Linked DNA regions of Homo sapiens: region 2 is linked to region 1. A link is a loop called in an ENCODE intact Hi-C map of the cell type or tissue named here. Cell type or tissue: PC-3. All regions are shown on one strand.

Region 1 (2,500 bases):
ACCAAAGTGGCAGCAAGTCATTTGTCTGCAAGACTAGGGCAGGGTCACTTTGTGCCCATTTTAAAATAAAAACAATAACAAAACAAGGACCCCTGTGGCTACACTAAATGGGACTCCTCTCATTAAAAAACAAACATAGTTCTTGCTTTTGAAGCAATGGCATGTTTTGTTTGGTTATTTTTAAGGATCGCATCACTTGAAATTCAGATGTAGTCAAGCTTGATTTTCTCCCAGACCTTTGGCAGCTGACGGGTTGGGTGAAGGGAGAAGTTGGGAAAAGCATCTGGTCCCAGAAGCAAAAGTGAAGGCAGTGCATATTTACCAGCATGAGGCTGTCCACAGACAGTGAATAGAGACACAGGGAAAACCTCCAATACCCACCTGTTCACAGCTGGATTTCCCAGGGCACTTAATTTAATCAGAAGCAGTAACTTTTAGTAGCATTTTACAACCAATTAACCATGCAGGAAACAAAACAACTGACTCGGTGCCTTCCTCCTTGCTTCTAAAGAGACTGTGGCCTCAAAAGTCAGCAATTTGGAACTCTCTGTATGAAAGAAGACGCCATCAAACCCAGCACAAACAAGTTTTTTCCCTTCCTACATTTAATGGGAGGACCCTTGAATCTGGCCAGGCCTTGTTGGCATGGGAATCACTCCCATTTTCACATAAAGAGCTCCCATTTTGGTCAGCACATGCCAGGCACTGGGCATTTACACATTCATTCTAATGAATTCTTACCACCACCCCTTAATGTTAGGGCCTACTATATTCCCATCTACAGATGAATGTACTGAGGCGAGGGGAATCAGTAAAAGAACCCCAGGTCACATATAAGTGAAAGAACCAGGATCTGGGCCCAGAAAATATTGTTCATAACAGAGAGCAAAATCTTAGCATAGAACTCACTGATTTCCCCTGCAGCGAGTTAAAAGTAAAACCACGTGATAAGAGCCAGCTTCTGGTATTAATGAGGATAAACTTCCTTGTATCAAAAACAGGTATTCAAACTTATGCTAAATTCTATAGGCAATAATTTTCCACTAAATCAATAACAATTTTTTAAAAACAGGCTATACCTTTTAAACTGTGCATCACTTTAAAAAATCATTTCTAACTTTTCTTTAACTGATCCTCACGAAAAGTCTTGAAGTATATGACAGGGAGTGGATAAAGTCACTTCCATTTGACAGATGAGTCTACTGAAGCTCCAAGAAATCAGGTGACATGGTCAGGGTCACCCAGCTGATTAGTGGCAGCCTCTAGTTCCCATTCGTGAGCACCCCAGCCATGGGGGCTACTTTTCACATCCACAGAATGCCAAGCTCTTCCCCACCCTGGGTCCTGGAGGGATTTGGCCCTAGTTCTCTCCCACCCTTCAGGTCTCTGAGATGTCATCTCCCCAGGAATGTCTTCCTGTATCCTACCTCAGTGATCCCCCTCTCATTCCCCATCATCGTCATACCCAGATCCTATTACGGTGCTTGGCATCTGGCAGTCAAATATTTGCTAAGTGAATGAGTAAGTAAGTAAATGAACGCCTGATGAATTCTCAACTTTCTGAATTTTCTAACTCATAACAGTGACTATGCATCAGGACTTTCTCCCCAGCACCTCTGGTCATCTGTAGCATAACACATGAAAACAAATCCTGCCCCAGCAATACTTAAGGACCCACCTGCTGAAACGAGACCATGGTGGGACACCCCCTGCCCTGCTCCAAACACACGCACTTGTTCTTCAATGTCTTTCTCAGTTGACTCCAGGCTAGATTCTTAAGCATGGCAGGAAGAGCCACACAAAGTGGAGGATATAAATAAAAATGTCATAAAACAATAGTTTATTAAAACAAAGTAGAGAGTCTTCAAATTTAAGAAAAGAAGAAGCTACAGGCAGGTATAGCAGGCTACAACAGAGATCCTTAATTCTTCTCTGAGTTTTCATCCCTGTCTCTGGGGTTCTTCTGCTGATGGCTACCAGATGTCAGAGAGGGGCCTCTGAGAGAAACCTGACACAATCCCGCACCCCAATTTAAGCCAAGAGGTGTCGTGAGAGAGCACTGGGTCTGCTTGAACCTAGTATGTGTTCCCTCTCAATGAGTCTACTTCCAAAACCATTCCCTGAACGCTGAGAGTGTTTTGAGTGTTATTTTTGATATGGAAGGCTCTTCTCTTACAAAGATAATGATGATAAATTGTTCTCAAAGTGAACAGCCTGGGAAAATATGGGATTTTATGTATGTTTCCTTGAATTATGGAAGCAAGTTTGCCTGCACACTCTAGTGGTGTGGTGATTCTTAGCCAAGATGACTCAGAATACCAATTTCCTTTGATGATGGTTGATTCTTTTAGAAGGAAAGATTGCTCCAAAGTAGCCTAACTGAATACTTTACCAAGTGCTAGGCTTTAGAAAAATAATAATGAGTTAAGCATAGCTAATGTTTATACTACATTTAGTACATTTTTTTAGTCCTCACAGCAACCCTACGCTCCCCCATCCA
Region 2 (2,500 bases), 120 kb after region 1:
AGCAGGGTCAGTGTAATATTCTCCATTCGGTGTAGAAGAAAAATCAAATATGCATCCTTTCTTTGAGAGACAGACAATGCAAAAGGTGGCATTTAGCTTCTTCCTGATCTGAGGTGGGAAGGATAAATATCAACTATGACAAGCCAAAAAGATAAGAGAAATACCATCAGCTGGAATGTTTCAGCATAAAGAAATCCACACTCACACAAAGAGAAAAAAGAAGAAAGTGAAAAAGGTTTGGAGACTATAGGAAAACAGAGAAGAATGCTATTAGAGACTATTAAAATGTATAAGATCTATATGAAAGTGGATGTCAGAATTTCTGCGACATGCTTTTCTCCTTTCTTTTCAGAGAAATAGATAGGTATATTACACATTATCTTAAAATTCACTTAAGGTAAATATCATACATTAAAAATAAAACAAATAAACAAAATCTGTGCCTGAATTCCCAAACTAAGCCCAATTAAAGGTTTCTTTATGGCTGTAAACCTGACAAGCTACAATTTCCCCCTGTTGCAGTGGGTGTGTGTGTTTTAATGTAATATTAATGAGCCAGGATGGAGGGTCATAAAAAGTGATAGGTTTTTGCGATGGTAAATTATAAATCGGTATTGATTTTTCCCGGCACTAATGCAGCCAGCTTATTGTAAGACACCACAGGCAAAGTGCACTTTATCAGATTAGACTGGGGCCGGTATCAAATATACATGAGAATAAGGATGCATTTGTGAGTTAGACTAGACTTTTCTTCCCTAACAATGCATGAAATTTTTAAGGAAAAAAAAAAAGCAGACAAGGATACTGGGAAATTCAACTTTTTTTTTCTTTTTCTAAAGCAAAAATTTCCAGAATTGTTGCTCTTGAGATAATTTGATTCAAAGTGAAGAGAAGGCAGTAATAACGCTAATCAAATTATAAATAGTTTTATTTAAGGCTGTTCTAAGTTTCTCTTATTCATTTGTACTTTAGGTTGGTGCCCAAAATGCAAAGGTCATTCTCTGGCCCCTTCCCTGCGTTCACTCTCTGCTTGCAGCATCATTGCTTTCCTCTACCCACAAGTCACTGGGAGTGTTTTGTTTTTTGTTTTTTGTTTGCAAATGACCGAGGTTCTTCTCCGTTGGTATTTTATAGTCAGAAGGACTTCATTAGGCAATTGAGTAGAGATGTTCAGCCATAGAGAGAAAAAGAGAAGGCAAAGAAAGAATAATAACAGGAGGAAGAAAAGAAAATGACTAGACCCCATTTCCTTCAACAAAGATATTATTATTTGTCCTCTCTCCAAACCTGGGTCAGCGTCTGACTCACTTCACGTCTCATATGTCAACAGAGAAGAAAGTCCTCACCCTGAACGTGTGCTTGCCTTTTGTTCTTTGGAGAGACTTCTCCAGCTTTGTTGGGAATGCTAGCAGCCCTGTTTCCAAACACTTCCCGATTTCTTCCTAATAACTGCTGGCACGCTCTCTATCAAAATCTGCCACTTTCCTCCCTGCACAAAAGCTGTGCTTCCACCACGTGATCGCAAGCCGTGCCCAGCTCTGAGGCCAGATCCGCAGCCAAGACTCCTCTCTCTGTCTCCATGGCGTGAACAGGAATTGGAAACCAGCACACTCAACCCCAATATAGTCTTTTTTTAAGAAGTCGAGAGAACATGTGTTTATTGACAGTTCATTAACAAATATCAACCCCCCGCAAGCTGTTTACTAAGGAATGTAGTTAAGTGAAGATGTGTGAATATAAATAACTAACAAAGGAAGAATGGAGAGAAAATATCTCATGGCATTCCCCCTTTGAATGTAGTTTGAATCTGTTTTATTTTCTGCTAGAAACATGTTGCTACTGAAGGTGTCTCTATGACACCCAGAACAGTAAAAACAGCAGGTGTTTGTGTGCTGGTATCTAGAACACTTAAATAAAACTCTGAAAAACTGGAGTATGACATGCCTTCTCATTTTTTTCCCCTTGTCTATATCAAGGGATTTAAACAATTATTTTAAAAAGGAAAAAGAAACTAGTAAGTTTCATAATAAGGTTAAGGCTATAATATAATTGCTAATTTCTAAAACATGATGAATATTTAAAACCACTGCAAAAGTTTACAAAAACCAAGCCCAAATCTTGAGGAACATAAAATCTTAGTTGGGGATAAGAGGAACCAGCAAAGAATATATACTATTCAATAAGGTGTTTCTCATTTGTTACACCAATACTCAAAATGGGCCATATTCAGCAAGGGTAGCTAACCATTTCCAAATGTTAAAAAAAAAAAACTGACTATAATATCCTTGCATCAAAATGACTCCAACAATTACAGAAACAAGGGAAAATGTTTTGAGACAAGAACAAATCAGGTAAAACCTAATAAAGTCAAAAGGAAATTAGAAAAATAGAAGGTTGTTTTCATGGGAGTTTAATCTTTTCACTGGAAAGTGATCTTTATTGTATGTCAAATCAACATTTTAAGGTGCTTTTTTATAAAGTTATGAAAGTAGAAGCATAC

The links. Hi-C counts contacts between places; a loop is a spot of excess contacts. Peaks named below come from ENCODE experiments on the same cell type or tissue, not always from the same donor. Only the 100,000 strongest peaks of a DNase experiment are listed, where the experiment ranks them.
Region 2: it touches region 1 in a loop (1.9-fold over the local background); 1 of 110 quality-filtered maps calls a loop at or near these places.

Annotation. Positions count from the first base shown.
Region 1 is chr5:158,854,181-158,856,680 of GRCh38, forward strand. The region is part of intron 6 of EBF1 (EBF transcription factor 1); the gene reads right to left. Among named protein-coding and RNA genes, the nearest start is that of EBF1, 240 kb to the right of the region's middle. In PC-3, no CTCF peak of the experiment used is centred here; a DNase peak (open chromatin) is centred at 1,491; H3K4me3 peaks cover 431 bases; H3K27ac peaks cover 2,165 bases.
Region 2 is chr5:158,978,900-158,981,399 of GRCh38, forward strand. The region is part of intron 6 of EBF1 (EBF transcription factor 1); the gene reads right to left. Among named protein-coding and RNA genes, the nearest start is that of EBF1, 120 kb to the right of the region's middle. In PC-3, no CTCF peak of the experiment used is centred here; a DNase peak (open chromatin) is centred at 1,312; H3K4me3 peaks cover 763 bases; H3K27ac peaks cover 909 bases.